Linked DNA regions of Homo sapiens: all the other regions are linked to region 1. Evidence: chromatin loops called from intact Hi-C (ENCODE). Cell type or tissue: ascending aorta. All regions are shown on one strand. Region 1 holds the start of LOC105374355 (vegetative cell wall protein gp1-like). Region 2 has its middle 180 kb from the start of ADRA2C. Region 3 overlaps RGS12 (regulator of G protein signaling 12).

What was found. A loop is a pair of places that touch in the nucleus more often than their neighbours do. Peaks named below come from ENCODE experiments on the same cell type or tissue, not always from the same donor. Only the 100,000 strongest peaks of a DNase experiment are listed, where the experiment ranks them.
Region 2: it touches region 1 in a loop (5-fold over the local background); 6 of 110 quality-filtered maps call a loop at or near these places.
Region 3: it touches region 1 in a loop (8-fold over the local background); 26 of 110 quality-filtered maps call a loop at or near these places.

What each region holds. Positions count from the first base shown.
Region 1 is chr4:3,477,331-3,485,330 of GRCh38, reverse strand. All of the region lies in intron 4 of DOK7 (docking protein 7), which reads right to left. LOC105374355 (vegetative cell wall protein gp1-like) reads left to right here and starts at 494. Exons shown (of 3, transcript XR_007057994.1): 1 at 494-886. RefSeq lists enhancers at 1-943, 2,646-3,612, 3,613-4,580, 4,800-5,391. In ascending aorta, a CTCF peak has its summit at 4,604 (motif pointing right); DNase peaks (open chromatin) are centred at 770, 1,650 and 4,600; H3K4me3 peaks cover 1,368 bases; H3K27ac peaks cover 5,147 bases.
Region 2 is chr4:3,945,222-3,953,221 of GRCh38, reverse strand. It overlaps the pseudogene FAM86EP. Among named protein-coding and RNA genes, the nearest start is that of ADRA2C, 180 kb to the right of the region's middle. RefSeq lists enhancers at 5,263-5,763, 7,085-7,585. In ascending aorta, a CTCF peak has its summit at 3,104 (motif pointing right); a DNase peak (open chromatin) is centred at 5,248.
Region 3 is chr4:3,343,179-3,351,178 of GRCh38, reverse strand. All of the region lies in intron 3 of RGS12 (regulator of G protein signaling 12), which reads right to left. Among named protein-coding and RNA genes, the nearest start is that of RGS12, 54 kb to the right of the region's middle. In ascending aorta, a CTCF peak has its summit at 4,928; a DNase peak (open chromatin) is centred at 4,926.

The sequences.
Region 1 (8,000 bases):
AAGCTGGGTCCCCAGAGCCTCTGGACTCCCCAGGGACCCCGCCGCACCCTTCAAACTTGGGCGCTGGGGTGAGTGCTGCCCCGCCCATCCTAGGTCCTGCAGCCGACAGGGCATGGGGAGGAGGGAGGGGGTGCCCTGCCCTGGACAGATGGGTGCCCCCGCCCACATACCTGCCTTCCGGGCTTGCTTGGGGGGATGGGGGGATGTGGCTGCTCTGCCACCCAGCAGGCACTTGATCAGTCCCTCCTCTGCCCCAAGGTCCCAGCGACCCTGCCCCCACAGCCGTCTTGAGGGCAAATGAAGCAGCCAGGAGACCCCAGAGACATCAAGTAGGGTCCCCTCAGGGCTCCAAGGCCACAGGAGAAGGGAGCTGTGCCACCTGGAGCTGGGGTCACATCCCAGGAAGGCTGCCATGTGACCACACTTCCTTCCCCCGGGCTGTTGGGAGGGCTGCATTCAGATGTTTGTAAAAGGTGTGGCACGGCACCTGCCCACACATGCTGCAGCCGTCACTGCTGGCCAGCACCGCGTCCTCCCCACCTCCTCGGTCATCTTTCAGGGGAAGCTGGAGCTGCCAGTGTGTGGGTGCTGCCCTGAGGCCGTGTGCAGCATCCTGGGGCCAGCATCCACCCCTGCACCCCCACAGCAGCAGGAGGGCCCCCAGGGACCAGCCCAGCGTCACTGGCAGAGCGATGCAGCCGCCACCCGTGGAGAAGCCCCAGCTGCGAGTCACGGGGGCGCTGCCCTCCCGGCCAGGGGTGAATGAAGCCCTGGCGGCCGCGTGAATGGGCCACTGGGCTGGCTGCACCCGGCTGGACACTCCGGCTGGCGTCACCTCACAGGAATCCCGCCCGCTCCGGGGCCTCTGCCCATTGCCCAAAGAAAGGTACGCAGGAGGGAAGGCGCCGGGGTGGGCAGGAGTTGGGGGGAAGGGAAATCTCGGCATTAGAACCCCCGCTGCCTGCTGCCCAGTCATGCTCTGCCTTCACGGAACACAGGCTGTAGATTCCAGGGACACGGAACTCAGGCCAGCCCCGACACGTGGCGACGCTGCCGGCCCCTTGGCAGCCACCCCGGGCACACGAGGGCGAGCGGCACCTTGTGCTGTGGATGCTTCCTTCCACGTAGTGTCCCCAAACCGGGTCATGGGACAGCGCCATTCCTACTTTAGCAAAAAGGACACTGAGGCCCAGAGAAGGCACGCCACCTGTCCACCATCACACAGCCACGAGGTGGACTCAAGTCCAAGTCCCCTGGCCCCCTGTGCACCTTCTGGCCCGATAGAGCTTCCAGTCCTACTGTGGGTGAGGGGTGCTCCTGATCAGAATTGGAGGTGGGCATGGAGGGGAGGCCAATGCCCGCTGCGATGCCATCCAGGAGGATGCCCCGAGAGGCTCATGAGGGCCGTGATGGGGTGGGGCCCCCAAGCTGGGTAGGGTGGGCAGAAGAGAGCCTGCACCAGGCCCTGGGGGCAGGCAAGGAGAAGGCCGTCATGCTGTCTGCTGGCTGGCTCACTCAGTGCCAGGCAGTCGCTCCCTGTCCCCGTGGTCCACCCCTCCCTGTGAAGGGCTCAGCCGGCACAGCCCCAGCTCTCACGAAAGGCCAGGCTCTCTAATCCTGAGCTTACAGACAGCTGGCAGTGGCCACGGGACAATGAGTCCCCCGACTATAAAAAACCACATTACGGAAGGAGTGGAGCCGGCCCCGCATTCCATGCGGCGTCTGCGGAGCGTCACTCACCCCGAAGACACGGTCAACCGGGCAAGGCCTGGAGCACAGCCCACCGCCAGCCTCGGGCTCCCACGTGCCCACGCGACACCCTCGCCAGCCACCCCCATCATCCATGCCAGCAGAGCTGACATCAGTGGCCCTGGAGGAAGATGCCCATCTCCAATGCTGGTCTGCCAAGGTCTTGGGCCATGGCCTCCCAGGACACCGCACGACTAGGCTCTCGCTGGGCCTCCCTGGGTTCATGCTCCACCCCCGCTCCCACCCAGCCCCCCCCGGTCTTGGGAATGCTCAAAGCTCCCTCTGCACACCAGGTCTGCCTGCCATCTCCACTCAGGAGGCTGCCGTCCCCACCCTCCACACCCCTACATCTCCACTCAGGAGGCTGCCGTCCCCACCCTCCACACCCCTACATCTCCACTCAGGAGGCTGCCGTCCCCACCCTCCACACCCCTACATCTCCACTCAGGAGGCTGCCGTCCCCACCCTCCACACCCCTACATCTCCACTCAGGAGGCTGCCACCCCCACCCTCCACACCCCTGGCCACCTAGAACACCCCAGACCTTTCCAGACTCAGGCCACATAACGACACCTTTCATGATGCTTTTCTTGGCCTCTGGCCCCCTTCAGTCCCCTGACCCCGACAGCCCCTCTGTGGTGCTCTCACGGACGCCTCCTCTGGGGTTCAGCCCCACCTGCTGCCGTCCCGGCTGCCAGGCTGAGCACCTTGCCGGCAGGGAGCACAAGCCGTCTGTGGTCTCAGTGTCCACCCAAGCGCCCATAACCAGGAGACCCCCAGTGCTCGGCCTTGGGTGGAAAGACATAGGTGAGAGGCTGCTGACCGCCCCCCTGCCCCTTCCCCAAGACAGGGTGCGCATGTTTCCTGTTTGCCTGTGTGTTTGGGGAAAGGGGGGAGAACAGGGCCTGCCCCATTTTGCTATATCACACAGGTGTGACTGCAGCAAAGCCGGCCACTCTGTTTCCCCTATCCCTGCCCTCAGAGGCCGCTCCTTCTCCAGAGGCTGGTCCACTCCCTCCCTGGAATCGAAGCCAGCCAGTGATGGCTCTGGCATAAAGTGGCATGAGGGATGCTCTCCCAGCCCTGCCCCAAGACCGTCAGAGGCCTGGCAGCTTCTGCTCTCTTGGAACCTATTGAGAAGCCCAAGGTGTCCTATCGGAGGGTGAGGTTCCTGGAGGGAAACTGAGGCAACCCAGCCAACAGCCGGCACAGTGCTTTCCTGGGCCTTTGGGCCCCACCATAGCCAAATGCCACTGCCCGAGGGACCCCAGGCAGCACCTCATGGGGCAGAGATGAGCTGTCCTCACTGAGCCCCGTCCAGATCCCTGGCCCACAGAATTGCCAGCCAGGGAACAGCCGCCAGCCGCTAGGTGTGGCAGGGTAAATAGGAGTTAGCTCAGCTGTTAGAGGGTAAGCGGTGGAGGGGGGTGAAAAGGGCACGTCAGACATCTTTGAGCACAAACGGGTGTCCCAAAGGGCTGTATAGGAGCCCTGTTGTGGGGGATAGGAGGCGTGAGGGTAAGAGGAAAGAGCATGGAAGACGCAGAGAAGCAGGACAGAGTCAGCAGAACACAAGCAGAAGGCCAGGAGCTGCGGGGCTCAGGGCGGCGCCAACTCTGGACAGAGGCTGGGGTTGCTGAGCGGCAGGCAAACCTCACCCACGTTACAGACGCACCTGCTTCCTGAGAAACACGTCTCCAGTGAAAAAGCTGTTGCACTAACTCCAGGACTCACCGGCTTGAGAAAGAAAATGCTCCTCCACGCAGACATTTAATGAGCCAATTAGATCTAAGATGGTTTCCATCTGAATATTCTTGAGTGCCCTCGTGGCTGCCCCTTGATGTCAGAATCTTAAGTGCTCATAATCCCAGCTCCTCAGAGAACAAACATCGGGGTGACCAGGGTGTCCTGGATGGCTCATGCCAGGTAGGCATGGGCAGGACTGAGAAGTCTTGATAACATGACCCTCAGCCCTCTCCATCCCCCAAGGTGGCAGCTTCTTGTACACTTGGGAGTGGCCCCACCTAGTGGGTCTCGGGTGGAGGAAGGCCTGGAGCCTGGCAGTGGGTGTTGGCTCCCACCCCTCCTCTGCCCTCCTGAAGCAGCCCCAGTCCAGGGGCACCACTCTAGAAGGCCCCCCCTTCCCGGGCCGGCCCTCCTCCCCTTGTCCATCACCACCTTGTTAACATTCCTGCAATCCACAGGGTTCCCATCCCCCAACCAGGCAGCTGCTGCCTGGGGCAGCCTCGCCCTCCATCTTCTGGACCTCAATCAGAACCTTCTCTGGCCCCTGCCAGCCTCTTCCTCCAAGCTCATCTGCACCCCGGGGTCAACATTAGCATATAAAACACTCCCCATGCTCAAGCACCTTCAATGGCTCCCTGCTGCTCCGAGACAATGGTGCAAACAAACACTGGTCCAATTAGCCAGCTCTCTACAACCCAGCCCTGTCTCCTCCTCCTCCTCCACCCTCACGCCTCCTATCCCCCCCAACAGGGCTCCTACACAGCCCTTCGGGACACCCATTCGTGCTCAAAGATGTCTGAAGTGCCCTTTTCACCCCCCTCCACCCCTTACCCTCTGACAGCTGAGCTAACTCCTATTCACCCTGCAGAAGTCCCCTGAGGCTCGCCCCTCCAGAGAGCTTCCCCGCAGTGCCCCCAGCCTGGGGTCTGTGCCCCTCCTGGCTCCCCTCGCACCCTCTGAGGACTGAAAATGCCTCACTCAGTCTCACGCAGCCTCTGAGGCCGGACCGTCTGATCCCTAGGCCCAGCGCCCGGCAATGAGAAACTGCTGAAGGCGCTCCCTGCTGCCTGACAGAGGCCAGGGTTCCAGCCAGCTCTGTCCAGGCTGCCCCCGCAGGCTGCAGTGGCCAAAGGTGGCCGGCAGGGGGCTCTCCAGAGCTGGGCAGATGCCGCGTTCATGTAGCAAGAGCCTCCTAGTTCAGGTTTTCATTCTTTACTCTTCTTTTTTTGAGACAGAGCCTGGCTCTGTTGCCTTGGCTGGACTGCAATGGCGGGATCTCAGCTCACTGCAACCTCCAACTCCCAGGTTCAAGTGATTTTCCCACCTCAGCCTCTGGAGTAGCTGGGATTACAGGCACCTGCTACCACACCTGCCTAATTTTTGTATTTTTAGTAGAGATGGGGTTTCACCATGTTGACCAGGCTGATCTCGAACTCCTGACCTCAGGTGATCCTCCCACCTCCGCCTCCCAAAGTGCTGGGATTACAGACATGAGCCACTGTGCCTGGCCACATTCTTAATCATTTTTAAAAGTCAAAATGAGTTTCAAATGCTCCGGGCGGCCCCCAGAGGCTGGGCAAAGAGGCAGATATGGTCCTTGGACTGGACCCAGCTGGAGAGAGCAGGTAAGGGGGGAAAAAGGGGGCACCTCCAAAAGCTTCCATTCACCCTCAAGGCCCAGCTCAAACGTCCCCCTGCGCCTCCAAAGCCCTCCCTTCCTAGGCTCTGGGTGGGCTCACCCTCTCTGGGGCCCACCACCGTCTGTGCTGCAAGCTGAGCCTGTCCCAGGGCGAGTGGCCCTCTCTGCATCACTCTCCACCACGCACAGTCCATCCCCGAAGGCGGGGCCCAGTCACTTGCCCGTGTGTGAGGCTGGAGCCTGCAGACCTGAGCTGTCCACAGACCGTCGCCTGCCATGTGCCAAGTGCGCTCGGGCCAAGCTCCAGGAGTCCACACTACAGGCCCGTGACCAACAGAGACGGGGAATTGGGCCACACTGGGGACCCGGGGGTTGCTGTCACCAAGCCACCTCCTGTCCCATTCTGAACAGGCAGCTGTCCACAGAGAGACCTCTGCCCCCCAGGCACCAAGACCAGCCAGGCCTGTCTCCACCCGACCCCCACCAGGGCCCCCGTGATGCACAGCCACGCCCAGTGTCTCAGGATGAGTGAGGCGCAGCCATCGCCTTGGGCCAGGGTCACCCTCTCTGCTCTCTGCAGAGCTGGCTGTGGCGGGGCCAAGTGAGGCGGTTCTGGGGATCGGGGGCCAGGCTAGGACCTGTCCCTGGGGAAGGAGGGAATGTGGATTTCCTACACCCAAGAACTTCCAGGGCCTTCCCACGACTCCAGCCCAGCTGTGACCTCCAGACTGAATGTGACGACACCCACAGACTTATTGGGATTCAGATTCTGGATATTTCTCCGTCCCAGTGGCCCCAGTTGTCGGCCAAATGGTGGCCCACAAAATGTGTTCACATACCAGGGCCTGTGAACAGGAGCCTCTGCGGATGGAATTGATGGTCTCGGGATGGGGTCACCCTGGGTCATCCAGGTGGGCCCTAAGTCCACAGACTGCAAGAGACTGAAGAGGAGGCTCACGCAGGAGCCAGCAGGCGCAGGGACTGGAGTGGCACAGCCACGAGCCGAGGCCGCCGGGGCCACCAGCGGCTGGAAGGGGCAGGAAGGACCTTCCCATGGGTCCTCCCCAAGAGCTTTTGGAAAAAGCCAACCCTGAGGACCCCTTGATTTGGGGTTTCTGGCCTCCAGGCTGCAGAAGGAACCCGTTCTGGACACTTGGCCCTCTCTTGGGGGTCATCTGCTACAGAAGCCCCAGGAAGCTGATGCCGCTGCCCCTGGACCACCCGAGTTGCCGGCTCCCTCCCGCAGGAGGCCCCAGGCTGCCCACACGTGCCGCAGACTCCCCGTCCCTCCAGCCAGACGGCCTGCACTCAGTGCTGCGTTGAGAACACCACCGCTTGGCCGAGTCTAAGACCCAGCCTAAACCACCCAGGGTGGTGGCCACGCCTGTCTCCAGGAGGATACAGCCCAGCAGGGCCTGCTGGGGACAGGGATGGGTGGCTCGGCCAAGCCTTCCAGCCTGGCCTCCAGAACCCACCTACCCTACGGGGTGTGCAGCCGTCGGTGACCGAATTCCCAGAGCCCTTCCTCTCTCAGGCCAGGGTACCACCGGGGACGAGAACATTCAGCACTGAGCTGCAAAGGCGGGTTCTGTGGGGCCAGCCCCCGTTTGCGGGTTCTGTGGGGCCAGCCCAGTCTGCAGGTTTGTGGGTTCTGTGGGGCCAGCCCGGTTTGCAGGTTTTCAGGTTCTGTGGGGCCAGCCTGGTTTGCAGGTTTGCGGGTGGGGCTGCTCTAACAGCTTGCCCCGGAGAGGCAGCAGCAAGACAGACGGCCCCACAAGAGTGCCCCCAGCTTTTGAGCAGCCCAGGAAAACGGCACAGTAGCCTCGCCCTGGGGAGAAGCACAGCCCCAGGTGTGGGATTGTTTACCAGCGGAAAAGGGGCCACCCACACCTCGGCAGGGATGTGAACCTCCACGGCCTCAGAGGAAAAACATCCAGTGTCCCCATTCCATTATGGCCCAGACAAAATAAGCAGGTCTCCAAGGAAACGGGTCCTCCTGCTGTGCCCCGGCTTAGAGGGTGAGCACGCGGCGCCACCCCGGCCGGCTGCCTGCCCGTGCCAAGGAATTCCACAGACAGAAAGGAAGGTATGGGTCCCCCTCCTCCAGGCACCCCCAAACCTAGCACACAACAGACAGGACAGGCTGCCTGTGTCAGGACAACTACAGCCTGCAGCTCTGGCTTCCCACACGACAAAGGACAGGGACGCTGGGCCCACCCACTGTGCCCAGCCACCGCCAACCCACTCCCCAGTGGCTCCCGAAGCCCCAGTACTGAACCTCTGGCCTGCCGCAGGGAGGGCCTGGGGGCAGATGGGACCCCGACAGGTGTCCTAGCTCTCCCGGGAACCACCCCCCACCCCACCCCCCGCACCAGCTCACAGCTGGCATAGGCAGCGGCCCTGCCCATCCATACTGGCTCTCCAATCCCAGAGGGGCCAAGGCCCTTTGGACTCTGGCTATGGCCCCTGCCAGCCCCAGGGGCCGAGACTCCGGGCCAGCTCTGCCGCACGTGCCTCCTGCAGCTGGCTGTGTACGCCCCCAGTCCGTGGAGCCTGAGCCTCACTGCCCTGTTCCCCTTTCAAGGGTCAGATGTCGTCTCCTCAAAGGCCCCAACAGGGCTGGCTCCTGCCACAAGACCTACTGGGTTTGCTCCCAGCGCCCAGCGCAGAAGGTGGCAGAACGTGGCACCCAGATGGGCTTGCGCCCGTGCCCCAGCTGGCCTTTGCAGGATGAGGTCCCAGGCGGCCAGTGTGGCCCGTGTCCTTGCCTGCGTTTCCTCCACCCAGACACATCCAGGCTCCACCAGAGCCCCCACCAGTGTGAGCCAAGTGCAGTCCCTCAGTCCTCTCAGCCCCAAACCAGGCC
Region 2 (8,000 bases), 470 kb before region 1:
GTTCTTGTGAATGCACCCTTGAGATTTCTCTCTCTCCCCTCCACACAGAGCTTAGAAGCAAAGTTAAGAGACTCATCAGATTCTGAGCTGCGGCGGGATATTTTGCAGAAGGTAAGAATCCCAGAGTCCCTGGGACTCATGACTCTGCCTCCTGAATCTCTCCGGAAGACCTGAGAGAAGAACCGCAGGTGTGCTTGTACCCTTTAAAAACACCCCTGTTCAAAGAACAAAACCATTGAGTCAGCACTGCAGGTGGGTGTGGGCACCTCCGACGGCTCCAGCTCTTTCATTTTCTAAGACTTAGACAAAGACATCAGAATATACAAAAATCTGCATGAGAGGGGGGAATCTAGGGAAAGTTTTTTAAACCATCCACAGCAAAAACAGAGATGACAGGTGCAAGACAGCTTCTAGCATTTGGTAGATGCTCAGAGACTTTCTTTTTTGCATTCATGAGGCCTGTCCTGCCCACTCCTGTCTCTTCTAAACCTAAATGGGCCCTTGCTTTGCCCAGGGTGGGGTTTGGACTCAAGAGCATCTGCATGCAGGTGAGAGGCAGGATCACCACCCGGCCCAGCCGCAGCCTGACCTTGGCCTTGAGGGCCAAGTGCAGATCACCCTGCATCCTGGGTCTTCACCTTCGAAGGGCCATCAGCCCTTCTGAAAAGACAAAGCAATAGACTCCCTCCCAGAAAGAAGTGCACCAGAAGAATACATTTTCCATACAAACTCAGGGGAGGCAGACATCCTCCACCCTCACCCACCCAGCCCATCCTAGGAGCCCCGGGGAAGAATTCCTGTGCTAGAGGTGAACCAAGATTATCCACGTGGAAAAGATGCAGCCACAGCAGGGAAGACTTTCGGGGCAATACAGTAGGTCAGGGCTTCAAGCATGGAGATACCTGAAGTTATCTCGCACCCTGCTCTGAGTTTCACCCTGAGCCTCACTCTCGTAGGTGGTGAAGCATGAAATGTGGGGAGAGCTGCTTTAAAACCCAGCACAAGGCTGGGTGCACTGGCTCACACCTGTAATCCCAGGACTTTGGGAAGCTGAGGTGGACGGATCACCTAAGGTCAGGAGTTCGAGACCACTCTAGCCAACATGGCAAAAACCCATCTCTACTAAAAATACAAAAATTAGCTGGGTGTGGTTTTGCACGCCTATAGTCCCAGCTACTCGGGAGGCTGAGGCAGGAGAATCGCTTGAACCCGGGGGGTGGAGGCTGCCATAAGCCAAGATCGGGCCACTGCACTCCAGCCTGGGCAACACAACGAGACTGTGTCAGAAAAAATGAAAAACCAGCACCAGCCTGAAGGGCCTGTGTATTGCGTGGGGTACTTTTCTGCCCTTGGGCAGAATCTGCATCCCTCCCAGCCAGCAGGTGCTGCGGACCATCTCCTCCCTCTCCCTCCAGACTCCTGTTTTCCCACCGTCCCCACTCCTGCTGCACCAGTCCCTCTGCCCTCCTTTCCATGTGCTAGGCCGTGGATACCTCAGAGCTTACACCGGCTGTTCCCACTGCCTGGAACTTGCTCGTCCTGCACTTGGCTTCTCTTGGCTTTAGCTGGAGTGTCACCCTGAGCGTCCCTTCCCCTCCATCCTGTCCCCAGGGACAGATGCTCCAAGAGAGCAGTTGCTGAGTGGGCCTTCCCGCCTCTTCCATAGAGCCAGACAGTTGGCGACTGTCCTTACTGCAAACCCTGGTTCACACTGGCTCCCCTGGGAGGGAGGTGGTTTGGGCCCACATGCCCTGTGTTCCTGCTCAGAATGGGCATTAGAAATGCTGCCATAGCCTGTGCCACTGCAGTGGAAGCATTTTTAGGAAACGGCTTATATCTTAAGACAAACTTCAGATGCGTGGGGCCAGAACGCTGTGTCCATCTACATCTTTGCTGAGGGATCGGGTAGCCTGGAGTTTGCCCTCTGCTGTGTTGGCTTGAAGCTCATAGGAGACTTCAGATGGGCTCTCCCCAGCAACCAACGTTCTGTCCTTTGCCATAGACTGTGAAGCATCCTGTGTGTGTGAAGCACCCGCCGTCAGTCAAGTATGCCCGGTGCTTTCTCTCAGAACTCATGAAAAAGGTCAGTTATGGGCAGTGTCCGCAGAGTAGTGGGACAGCATAGCCACCTGCGTGCTGGAGCCCCCGTCCTTCCCAGTCTCTGGGCCTGCTTTGCAAACCCCAGCATGGCAGGGGTCTCCCCAGGCAACTGGCTGCAACTGCGTGTGACCCATGGGAGACAGTGCAGGGCGGGAAGAAGGGGAGGCCAGCGTCTCTCCCTCACTCTGCCTCCTGGGGTTTCCGCAGCAGCTGCTTCTCTGGAGCCCCAGCTCCTAGCATATGGATTCTCATTCCTACCAGGCTGGCCCAGCAAACAGCACTGGAACCCGCACCCACACCCTCTGTCCTGCCCGCCAAAGGGTTTGGAGTTTCCTGCTCTTGTCCATCTCTGGGTTGCCCCACAGGCCCCTGTTGGAAGGTTTAGCTCTTGCCACACCTTTGGAACTAGTTCCTCTGGTGAATTCTCTGCATTGATCCTGCTGGAATGAGCTCTTTCCTGACTGATACAGGATGGATTTTATTTTTTACTTATTTATTTATTTTTTTGAGACAGTCTCACTGTGTTGCCCAGGCTGGATTACCATGGCATAATCTCGGCTCCCTGAAACCTCTGCCTCCTGGGTTCAAGCAGCTCTCATGCCTAGCCTCCTAAGAAGCTGGGACTACAGGCACACGCCACCATGCCTGGCTAATTTTTGTATTTTTAATAGAGACAGAATTTCACCATGTTGGCCAGGCTGGTCTCGAACTCCTGACCTCAGGTGATCCACCTGCCTTGGCCTCCCAAAGTGCTGGGATTACAGGCAAGAGCCACTGCACCTGGCCTAGGATGGATTTTAAAGATGGGCCTGAACATGCAGGGTTTGACATGAGGATGTCTAGAGGCCGTTCCTCACTAGGCAGTAGCAGACCTGCTGAGTGAAAGGGCCACACTTTTAGCAAATAAACAATCCCCTGCTTCTCCAATACCTGCTTTCTCCCTAGTCCTCCCCAAAAGGCTGCATCTGTGGTCACCAGCAGGTCTGCCCTGTGCCACCAGGAGAGGGCAGCGGTCATCCAGTGTACCCTGTTGCTGCCCTGTGAATCTTAGGACGGGGCCAGCCGTGGAGAAGCAGCCTGCTGACAGCCACAGCCTGCAGCATGGGCCGCCCTCACAGTTCTGCCTGGGCTCACTTAAAAGCACCTTTTGTTTTCCTCCTCTCTGTGTTTGATCCAAACACAGAGCTCTCTGTCATGGTCAAGTGGCAGCTCTCATGGAATTCTTGTCTCCTGCCCTAGACTACACCTAACCCTACCCTCTCAACACCTCTTGTTGAAGGCCCTCCCATCCAGGTTTCCCTACCAAGTGAATTTTTTTTTTAGAGATAAGGTCTCTTGCCCAGGCTGTCCTCGAACTCCTGGGCTCAAGCAGTCCTGTCATGTCAGCTTCTAGAGTAGCTGGAACTATTCGGCACACACCACCACGCCCAATGAAGTGAATATTTTATATGGCAGCTGGCCGGTATTACACCATTCCATCCCAAATCTCCCCTCCAAACCTGGCGAAAATCATCTGGCCATTTTTACAGATTAGAACGAAAGCAAACAAGCTCTCACTCAGCCTGCCCCCAGCACGAGGCTGTCCACACAGAGCCTTTGGACGAGCTGTACGAGGTGCTGGCGGAGACTTTGATGGCCAAGGAGTCCACCCAGGGCCACTGGAGCTATTTGCTGGTATGAGAAGGGCACCCTCCTCCCCCTCACAGCCCAGATACCCTTCCTGCACAAAGTGAAAACGTGGGTGTGGGTTCAAATCCTGACTCACCCATTCTGCAGTCTTAGATATGAGGTCCATTAACCTTCTTTAGCCTCAGTTTCCCTGTCTGTAAATCAGGCACTTCAACAACAACATCATGCCTCGTGCGGTTGTTGGGCATTTGTCCAATGGGTGGCACACACTACCTGCTTCACAAGGACCTGGTGCCCAGTCCTCAAAGAACACCTGACAGGGCTGGGTGTGGTGGCTCACGCCTGTAATCCCAGCACTTTGGGAGGCCGAGGCTGGTGGATCTGAGGTCAGGAGTTCGAGACCAGCCTGGCCAATATGGTGAAACCCTGTCTCTACTAAAAATACAAAAATTAGGCTGGGCGTGGTGGCTCATGCCTGTAATCCCAGCACTTTGGGAGGCTGAGGCAGGGGTATCACCTGAGGTCAGGAGTTTGAGACCAGCCTGGCCAACATGGTGAAACTCCATCTTTACTAAAAATACAAAAATTAGCAGGGTGTGGTAATGAGCACCTGCAATCCCAGCTACTCTGGAGGCTGAGGCAGGAGAATCTCTTGAACCCAGGAGCTGGAGGTTGTAGTGAGCCAAGATCGGGCCATTGCACTCCAGCCTGGGCAACGAGAGTGAACCTCTGTCTCAAAAAAAAGTACAAAAATTAGCCAGACATGGCGGCACGTGTCTGTACTCGCAGCTACTTGGGCGACTGAGGCAGGAGAATTGCTTGAACCCAGGAGGCAGAGGTTGCAGTGAGCCAAGATCATGCCACTGACTCCAGCCTGGGTGACAGAACTGAAAAAAAATAACATAAAACATAGATACAGAAAACCACAAAGGACAAACACAGCATATTGAATCATCACAAGGCAGCCACCCCTTCATAGCCACACCCGGCCCCTGGCCACCACTGACCAGTGCTCCATCGCCAGAATTCTGTTGTCTCAGGAATGTTCAATGAATGGAATCCTGTATGGCCTGAGATGAGTGTCTTTCATGCCACATGACACCCTTGAGGCCTGTGCAAGCTGATGGCATGTCAACAGTTAGCTGTTTCTCATTGCTGAGTAGCGATTGGTCCTGTCATGGTTTATTCAGCCATGTGGTGGATGGCTACTTGTCTTCTATGCCACTTGTCTTCTGATTGCTGGACTGACTCTCTCGCCCTCTCTTGGTGCAGCCCTCGGGAGGCTCGGTCACACTCTCCAAGAGCACAGCCATCATCTCCCACGGCACCACAGGCCTGGTCACATGGGACGCTGCCCTCTACCTTGCAGAATGGGCCGAGAACCCAGCAGCCTTCACTCACAGGTGACCTCGGGGCGCAGGGCAGGGCACCGAGGCAGGCTTACCCTGGTGCAGTCACAGACACGGTCCCCTTTCCTCCCACCAGGACTGTCCTAAAGCTTGGCAGTGGCGCCGGCCTCACAGGCCTGGCCATCTGCAAGATGTGCCGCCCCCGGGCGTACATCTTCAGCGACTGTCACAGCCGGGTCCTCGAGCAGCTCCGAGGGAATGTCCTTCTCAATGGCCTCTCATTAGAGGCAGACATCACTGCCAACTTAGACGGCCCCAGGGTGACAGTGGCCCAGCTGGACTGGGACGTCGCGACGGTCTGTCAGCTCTCTGCCGTCCAGCCAGATGTTGTCATTGCAGCAGGTAATGCCCAGCCCCGGGCATCCTGTGCAGGCGGTGTCCTTGCAGCTCTACCCAGCTCTTGGCTCTGGGAAAAGGGAACAATGGATGCTGTCAGGCATGGACATGATGGGGCTTCCAGAAGAGTTACTCTGGGCCTCCAGGCTGACATCAAAGGACAGGGGTGCCTCTTAAGGTGACCTTCAAGCCACAGCCCTCTTGCTGGAGACAGGCATACTCCCGTTCCAGTTGTCACCACATGGCTCTGTCCCAGAGCCATGCCCTGTGTCCTTCAGAGACCACCGGAGGAAAACAACCACTTCTGGGATGAGGACAGGGCACTTGAGAGAAGGTGGTGTTTGGCTGGGCCACCGAAAACCCCTCGCCCCTGCCAGCACACTCAGTCCCCTCTCTGATGGAACAGAGCTCTGCCTGTGGTCCTGGGTCCCAGCCCTGAAAACCACAGGTCCAGCGGTGGCCAGGGACACAGGCCCACCCCTGCAAGCCAGCAGACAAATCAGCGGATACCTGAAACACGAAGTTCATGGCAGATTCAGGCTTTGTGTCATTCAAAGCCCTCTAGATAGGCCGAAAACCAGAGCTGGTTTTTTAAGGAACACCAGTGAGTCTGGACATTTTTTTCTTTTGCTTCGGTCTTTTGCAGCTTTCTCTAAGGGTTCTCCTTTTTCACCGTAGTAATTGCCTTTCCATCTAATGGCCCAAATGTTTAAATGGCATCTAATAGTCTCATATGACCGCTGCCTCTCTGGCCTCGCCCTGCTGCTGTGGTCAGCATGACCTGGAACTTTCCACTTGTCCCTTTCAGTAACCTGAAGATTTCACCGTAGACGTGCTGTATTGCCCAGAAGCCATCGTGTCGCTAGTCGGGGTCCTGCGGAGGCTGGCTGCCTGCCGGGAGCACCAGCGGGCTCCTGAGGTCTACGTGGCCTTTACCGTCCACAACCCACAGACGTGCCAGCTGTTCACCACTGAGCTAGTTGAGTCCCCACGCCCACCCGGGCCTGCATGGTCCCCGAGCTGTCCCTGCAGGACTCCAGTGGAAGTGAAAGAACTGGGCGCCGGCGTAAAGCTAGCATGCCCCACACTCCCACACCATGCGGGGAACTCGGGCAGAGGCCGGTGAGCAGGGTGGGCTTGGAGCATGGGGGGCTTGAGGCAGGAGGAGGGCAGCTCAGCACAGGAAGGAGGGTCTGAGCCTAGCAGCCCTACTGTGTGCTTCAGAGCAGGGTTCCCTAAGCCCTTGGGCCTCTGTTTTCTCATCTATAAAATGGAGGTGGTGGGAGGGGCAGTCGGGGTCAGGGCTGGACACAGCTGTGGCCAGCAGGATGCTGGAGCACAGGCTGTACAGGCGGATCCACCACGCCACTGTCCTGAGCACCCAGTCGGTGGAAGACAAGCAGAGTGACTGTAGAGAAGGGGAATTGGCCCTGTAGTGGGCCAGCCACTGTCCTTAGACCTAACATTTGTCAGCCCCCAGCACCTGTGAGGGTGTGCTGTCCTTGTCCCATCTCAGTGACAAATACACTAGGACACACGGAGGCCAAGTGACCCCCGAGCTCCCGCACACTGCAGCCCGGCCACCTGGCTCGCAGGTCTCCACACTACATCCAAGCCCCCCATTGCCACCAGCCTTTGCCCCAGCTCCCCCTGAGCACAGCCCCTCCTGGCAGCCATGTGCACAGATGCACGCACAGCAGCCTCTGCCTGCACACAGAGACACGGACGACCCAGTGACTGTCCACGTGGGGCAGCCCGTTAACTACAGAGTAAACAAACAAGCCGGCACACGAAGGCGTACTGGGTTCCACGACAGAGTCCTGCACAACCTCGCACAGGAGGCTGGCCGGGTGCGGGGCCCAGGCCTGTCATCCCAGCACTTTAGGAGGCTAAGGCAGGAGGACTACTTGACCCCAGGTGTTCAAGACGAACCTGGGCCACATAGTGGGATCCCGTATTCACAAAACATACAGAAACTAGCCAGGCGTGGTTTCACACACCTGTAGTCCCAGCTACTCGGGAGGCTGAGGTGGAGGATGGCTTGATCCCAGGAGGTGGAGGCTACAATGAGCCCTGATCTCACCACTACACTCCAGCCTGGGCAACAGAGCAAGATCCTGTCTCAAAAAGGCAAAAAAAAAAAAAAAAAAAAAGGAAGTCTTTCTTCAGATACTTACGTGAAAAAATACCTGCAATATCTTTTAAGTGAAAAAAACAGTGCCAAGCAGCACACATAGTATAAGAACCCACCCACCATTTTTTTTTTTTTTTTTTTTTTGAGACAGAGTCTGGCTTTGTATTGCCCAGGCTGGAGTGCAGTGGTGCCATCTCGGCCCACTGCAACCTCTCACCTCCCAGGTTCAAGCTATCCTCCCATCTCAGCCTCCTGAGTAGATGGGACTACAGGCAGGTGCTACCACACCTGGCTAATTTTTTTATTTTTTGTAGAGTCAAGGTTTTGCCATGTTGGCCAGGCTGATCTTGAACTCCTGACCTCAAGTGATCTGCTGCCTCAGCTTCCCAAAG
Region 3 (8,000 bases), 130 kb after region 1:
GTAAACATTTGAATATTCAACCCTAAATTCAATTGAATCTGAAAAAAGGATTAAAAGGTTTTTAAAAGTCAAACTGCTATGAAAACTGCTTTATCCATAATTCTGGTCCACAGCCTTCATTAATTACTTATCAGGGTAAACAGAACTTAGCCACAGATAAAAGTTCCGTTTTGTCAAAAATATAATTTGATCCAACTATATTTTATAAACCAGTGAATTTGTATTACTATGTTTTTCTGTTTCATGACCAAAATTCTAAAATGAAAGCCATAAGATCTTTATTTGTGTCTGTATTTGCTTTTATGTATGTTTATACATATTGTATGTTACATCTACATGATAAAATCTGACATAGTTAGCCAGAAATCCCTTAAGAAATTCTATTTGGATTGGCTTAAACAAGCACTCATGTAAAATATATAGTAATTAACCCAAATGCTTTTTAGTTCGTGTGACTTAAATAAATCTTTTTTGTTTTTTTTGTTTTTTGTTTTTTTGAGATAGGTTATTTCTCTGTCACCCAGGCTGGGGTGCAGTGGGACAAACATGGCTCACTGTGGCTTCAACCTCCTGGGCTCCAGTGATCCTTCCACCTCAGCCTCTTGAGTAGCTGGGACTACAGGTGTGTACCATCATACCTGCCTAATTTTTTTATTTTTTGTAGAGATGGGATCTTGCCATGTTGCCCAGGCTGGTCTCAAACTCCTGGGCTCAAGCAATCCTCTTGCCTCAGCCTCCCAAAGTGCTGGGATTATAGGCATGAGCCACCACACCCAGCTGACTTAAGTAAATCTTGGATAAATAAGTTGGTTTTAAATTTGTTGATAAAATAAAAATAGAAGTGTCTTCAAAACTGTCAGCATACATTTTTGCCCAGCTTTACTGGTCAGAGAGGATTATATTTATCTCTACTAGATGTCTTAAGGTTATAAAAGTATAAATCCAGACTAAAGACACAATTATCTTTATTTGTATAACTTTTTAATGACTAAGACTAACACTGTTAGTTTAATCAAAATTGCTGTATCTTCTGTGTTATCAGCAAAATACCCCTATATTTAAGTTTCTCAGGTGAAAACCTGATACTCATAGGCTATACAAATGGTGAAAAGGGAAATAACTTGAAATGAAGACTAGCTTTTTCTATATCTCAGTTTTCATAAGTAACCTAGGTATAATTATTAAAAATAAATAAAGTACATAAACGTAGATGGGAAAGTGCTTATAGACTGTCATGTAATCTGAAATCTTAAAGTTATGCTATGTTAAATTAAATGATACTCATAAAATGTCTAAGTCATTTCCATATAAGATAAAGTACTAAAACATACATTGCTGAACACAAATGTAAGTTTGTTCTTGGCTTATTAAATTTTAGAGAAGGACTAAATATATTTTTGCCTGTTAATACACAAAGTAATTATGTAACGGGAAAACATGTTTCCAAAAATTATAAAATGGTTCTCATCTATAAAATACTGATTCCAAGGTTTTCACTAAAAATTACAGTTACTAAGAGTTAAAGTTCTTACATATATATATTTCAGTATACAAAGTATACGAAAAGTAAGGTATGTTTCTGATGAGAAAAATTATGAGAGGAATAAAAATGTGTTCTTTATTGAAAAAAAGAGTAATTTTGTCTAGTTTGGAGATTATTTAAAATTTGTTTCAAAATATGGATTTAGAAAGCAAAGAGAAAGAAACCACTAAGTAGGAGAGCGAGAGATGTGAAGAAAGTTATAGGTATGTAGATGTATCTTAGTAAGGAAGGTTAAAAACAAAAATGAATAATTTTGTATGACAAAGACTCCTGTGTGGTAAATTTTTGTCCTAAAGTAAAATGCCTGTTGTTTTAAGAAAGAGGAAGTACAGAACAAAGCAGAAAGGCTTAAGGATGTCATCGAAGGCCTATATTGGTCATAAAAGTCTGTGAAAGATAAATTTACGAAATAAATTTTATATGATTAAGTTGGTTATAATTAGAAGAAAATTATGTGTAAGTCCTTCTAAAGACCAAACTTTAATATTAAAAATACACTAATACAAAGCAAAAAACGTGGTCGCTTATGTTAGAACAACAGGGTTTTCCTGAAGTATTGATCGGCTATTAGTAAAACTGCAGGACGTTTTGATTTTTAATTCTGAAGTATGTTTATAAAACAAGCTTCTGAACTGCAGCTTTTTTCTATTTTAGTCTCCATCTAATTTCCCTCGTATGAGGTTAGAAATGCTGTCTTCATTTAGAATGGCAATTTCATTTCTCCAGGCAGGGTCTTCCTCTCCAGGTGAATCTGACAGCCTCGGCTTGGGCTTGGCCTTGCTGCGTGTGACCTGCTGGCCGCATATCACTGCCTTCCACTCTCTCCCCTTGAGAAGCTGCAGCTGCTTGCTTGGCTAGGGCAAGGACTCTTTCCTTCAACTTTTTTGTCAGCTCCTGGAACTTTTTTCTCCAGTTTTAACTGTGTTACTATGGTCTGATGCACTGTTTTCCGCCTGTATAACTCGATTCTGTACATTCGGCTTTTCTGGATGTGTCTGAATTGTTCCATGGAACCAGAAAACTTCCCATACTGTGACTTAGAGCCCTGTACTGCCCTGCTCAAGCCACTAACTGTCACATTGACATTCCTCTATAATACGGTGCGCACTCGTAATACTGGACACCCTCTTCCTATGTCTCATTAAATTCAAGTACTTTTCATCAGCTTCTACTTCCAGGCAAACCAAACGGGCTTCCCATGAGGAGAAGCAATCACACCACAGGAGGTTTTTCTTTACCTTTTTGGTAACTGGCCTACGAAACAAAGATTTTATGTTTTATCAAGATAATTTCCTGTGTTGTCTTTATTAAGTTTTTTATTTTGTAGGAAAACTGAGCTTTGAGTGGGTTGTTTGTTTACATTCATGGAACTCCCTGTGTTGCTTCTGAAGTCTTTCTCATTCTGGTTAAATGAATGACTATTATCTAATAGTGACCTGTGCTCCTGTTTTGATCAGGCGTTTTAAATCTTTTGGCATCTTTGATGGGCTTCCCCAAGATATAAATTCTAAATTAAATCTTTTTGACCCATAATTAGCTTTAGTATTTTCCAGTCAAGCTTCTGGAGAGCCTCAAAGGACGTATCTCTCATCTTACAAAGACTTATCTGGTACGTCTGGTAAATGATTAGGCTTATCTGGTAAATTGTATAAAAAACACTGTAAAATGATACGTGATGCTAGACCTTCTTTCAGTTACATTTATGGGTGTGTTTTTATAGGAATGTTCCAAAATTGTATAAAACTCTCAGAAACCTAATATGCCATAACTCTAGTTATTATGTTGTATGCTACAGAAATAGCCAGATTTCCTTGTCAATTGCTAATTATAATGAACTTCCACCAGATTTTAAACCATAGCTATTCTGTTTTCCTTATCCATTGTTATTGTTTTGATTTTTCTCTAAAAGCATTTGCAATCAGATTCATGGAAAAGACTCTAAGAAGCACTCTTAAATACAGGTTTCTAATAACTTTAAGATCGACAGACTAACTGAAAATTCTTCAGAACTCTAATAAGGAAACAGATGAATTTGTGAAACTACTTATCAAGATCAAGCAGAACAAAAATTAATTACATGAGATTAAATAACTGATGAGATGTTTTTATGACTTTTATTTGAAACATTGTTGGTTCTTTACTTAAATGTTTTGTTTTCCAGATCTAAGGATGTTTTCTTTCTTTCTTTTTTTGAGACAGAGTCTCACTCTGTTGCCTAGGCTGGAGTGCAGTGGCGGGATCTGGGCTCACTGCAAACTCCGCCTCCCAGGATCACGCCATTCTCCGGCCTCACCCTCCCGAGTAGCTGAGAATACAGGCGCCCACCACCACGCCCGGCTAATTTTTTGTATTTTTAGTAGAGACGGGGTCTCACCACGTTAGCCAGGATGGTCTCGATCTCCTGACCTTGTGATCCGCCCACCTCAGCCTCCCAAAGTGCTGGGATTATAGGCGTGAGCCACCGTGCCTGGCCAGAACGTTATCTTTCTTAAACTGTTTATAACTTACAGCAATCTGGTAAAGTATACTTCTGTGAAAACAAAAGTAAAAACATTTGCTTTTTCTCCCTACTCGATCCCTCCAAAATTTGGAAACTGTTCACATGTATTCTTATGGCAATGTGGTTATTTACAAAAAAAAAAAAATCTGTTCCCTCTTTGTAGCAGGATACAACTGAGACCAGTGGTTCTGTTCCCAATGCCTTGTCTGGAATCTCAAATTTGAGAACGTGCATAGAATACCCTGCTTCAAGGGTTCCTAGACTTACAGCGGGTAAGTAAAAACTGTCACTTCGTATCAGGCCCAGAAACCTTAAGACTGTAGGCAAAATCTATAGTCTGCCTTGGTTTGGCTTCCCAGCCTCAGGAGGTTGTTAAAATCGGAGTGATTTTTTTCTTGTGTGATCAATGTAGAGAGAAGCAGCCATGTTTCTGAAGAAAAGCTGCAATACTCCTGTTATTAGACTGGAGCCCTGTGCACTGTTTCCAAGCTCCTCAATTCTTCCAGCTTCCTCCCATCCAACTTTCTCCCATAGAATCACTAAAAGCAGAGAACTACTCTATTCCTGAAGCCCTATAAGCTGAAACTAAATGTTAAGGGACAAAATCCCATTCCTGATGCGTGGGCCACACCAAGAGTTCACCAAACCACTGATGCCACAACCAGAGACACTTAGACCACAAGACAGGACTAGAAGCCGACAGCTTCATGCTGTGGGCAGCTTCTCCAAGGCACTGGAATAAGAGTCCATATTATAAAGACACATTTACCCCTCTTAATGCCTACCTTTTTGACTCGGCAGAATAATGGTGTAATCGAAATTTCACAATCAGTAGCTTCTGCTGGGAACTAGATAGAACCCTAAGAGATCCTTGAGTCCCCCTAGTGGGTGACTTTGGGAACATCCCTAATACAACTGGTGCTCACTCTGCTTTAATCCAACTCAGTCATGGGACACTAGATGATAAAATTGCTCTAAATTATCCATTGCGTAAAGAAGGAAATGTCTGTGCTATTGCTGATACTACCTGCTATACCTGGATAAATTCTTCTGGGAAAATTAAGGACCATATACCCAAAATAAGAAAACAGGTCGGGGCATGGTGGCTCATGCCTGTAATCTCAGCAGAGGCGGGAAGACAGATTGAGCCCAGGAATTCAAGATCTGCCCGGGCAACATGAGAAACCCCATTCTCCACAAAAAGGAAAAAGTACACACACACCAAAAAAGGAAACAGGCCATATATTATAAAAAGTCTCACCCAATTCCCTATGGTCATTTGATTTATTCAACTGGTTGTCTTTAAGCCTATGTTCATGACTCAAAACATTATGCAAACTAGGATTGTCATATTATTATTAATTTCACTCTGCATTTTCCCTTTATAAATTTTTTATCTGTTGCTTAAGTCTCTGCAGAAGTACAACTCCTAACAGAATCGTGCTGGCCCAGCGCGTTGAGATGATGCCAACACCCATGGAACAGACAAAACCGTACTTAACAGTGGACTCAGGTAGACTGCGCCTGAGGGCCACTCCCTCCACACCTCCCTGGTTGCTCAAATGTGGCTAAATGAGCTCTGACACTGACTCCTGGTCACCAGTCACTTCCTGATGATGTGGAACCAGACCACACCAAACTGGGACAGCTCCATCCCAGCACCAAGGGGCAATCAAAGCCTGACTGCAGGATGACTGGTCAGCTATGCTTTTGGAGAAAGATCTCAATTAAAAGGGGGAAATGTGAAAGTTGTCAGAAAGAAAATGGAGTCACTTGTATTAAAAACCCTAACAAAGTGTTACAGAGCCAGAGAAGGCCAGGAAGGGAGGGTTCTCATGCTCATAGACCTGATAACAAATCCATCACAAAAGACTGCAAAACCACAACCTTGCACACAGGCCATCTCAGCCTCACATACAAAAATATTCCTCTGAGGACATCTGTCCCGCAACTGCCTGTCCAACCTTGGACTGGTCCCATCCTTGTAAGATAATTATCTCAAAACAATCCTGTGATCCTCCTCATTTTTCCTTGAAAAACTGCTGTCTTTCTTGACCTCCCTGAATATTCATAGTTTACTACAGCATGCATATTCTCATTGCAATGCCTATTCCCAAATATTAATAAATATCGTTTTCTTACAGAGAGCCTTCCTCCGTGTTATTCAGGACGATGGGCTCAAGAGGCAAACCACCCCTCACTTGGGAAGGCTGCTCAGATCCCTCTCCAAGGAGTCATGGAAGGCAGCCAGCAGCGAGCAGGGCCCACACAGAAAAGGACAGGCAGCCCTGCCACCTGGGCCATCCTCCTTGGCCCCAGTAAGAGATTTACAGCCAGGAAGTTTAAGGTGTGGGGCAAAGACAGCAGGGACCACAAGCCATGTGGAAAGCAGCAGGGCCCTGGTGGAGATGGAGCATCCACTGGGGACACCCAGTGATTAGACGCTGGAGCTGTCTATCAGGAGCATGGCACTGACCCTGGCATGGGGCACACCCAGCAGCAATCCACCATGAGATAGAAGTTTACACCCAGCAGGGAAGGGGCAGGTTGTGCAGAGCACGTGGCCCAGACCCACATATCATTCACCAGGGCACCAGCACAGCTCTGTCAGCCCAAACCTAGGGCCACACAGTGAGTTCCTCATGACCAACAGAAAAGGAGGAAAATGAACAGGACTTGTGCACAGATGGTCAGCTCAGCATGGCAGTATGAGCCAAAAATGGTCCCGGGGTCCTCAGCCTCAAGCTAGGCCCTGCCTTAGGTAGCACACACCCCTTTTGAGTCTTCATCAGCAGCATGAGCACCCCATTGCAGCCGATTCTGATTGCTGCCCGCCCAGATACAGCACGCTAGCCCTGACCTGCCCTCGAGTTCCCCGGAGAGACCAAAGCTAAACAGGCCATCCAAGGGCAGATTCCTATTTGCAGCCACAACGTGCCAATCCCCAGGACCCCTGCCATCCCTGAAGCCACCTTTTCTCCTGGAAGAGCAGGAGCTGGAGCAGTCACTGTGGACGGAGTCTGGCCACACCGCTCATGCAGATCCTTCCCAGCTAAGAACACTCTCGCCCGTCCCACACGCGCTGAAGGAGACATGTACAAGAATGCCGTAAGGGCAGACTCTCTCCCACTCCCACTGAGTGTCTATCGATAGCGGAAGGCATCAATCATCGTCATATACTCATAGCAGAATGCCATACAACAAGTAAAAGGACTGGACTGAAAGTCCAGGAGTAAATCTTGAAAACATGACACATGTTCTAGAATAAGACATTAATAAGAAGACATAGAATACAGCTGCACCTGTATAAAATTTTAAAACATGCCAAATGAGACAGTCAAAGGATCAGTGGTTGTCAGAGTTCAACGGGAGGGTGCAGGGTAAACAGGTGGGGCATAGAGGATTTCCAGGGCGGCGGCTTTCTCGGTGATACACAGCGGTGGGTGCACGGCACGGACATTTGTCCAAACCCACAGAGAGGACAGCACGGGCAGGAACCCTCGTGTGAGCTGCGGACCTAAGCTAATAATCATATGTCTACACTGGCCTGTCAACTGTAACAAACACCCACACCAATGCAGGACGTAATGATCCCGACGGCGCATTTTTAACAAGTGGGTGGGGGCATAAGGGAACTCTCTGTACTTTCTGTAAACCTAAAACTGCTATAAAAAATAAAATCTTTTCATTGTTCTTTACAAAAGAAACACAGATAGACGAGCCACACAAAATGACACTTACCCATGTCTGTGGATCACGCCCCGTCTTTAAGGGGGCAATGACAGGCCCTACCTCGTAGAGTATTTGTGGGGATTAAACCAGCTCATTTCTAGAAGTGTTCACTGGAGTCTGGCACACAGAAGAGCACCCCAGAAAGCCCTGTGACAGCTCAGACACATTGCAGGGTAGAAAGGTTCCCAAATGTGCATGGGACGCTGTCCCCCAGAAAACAGGGGT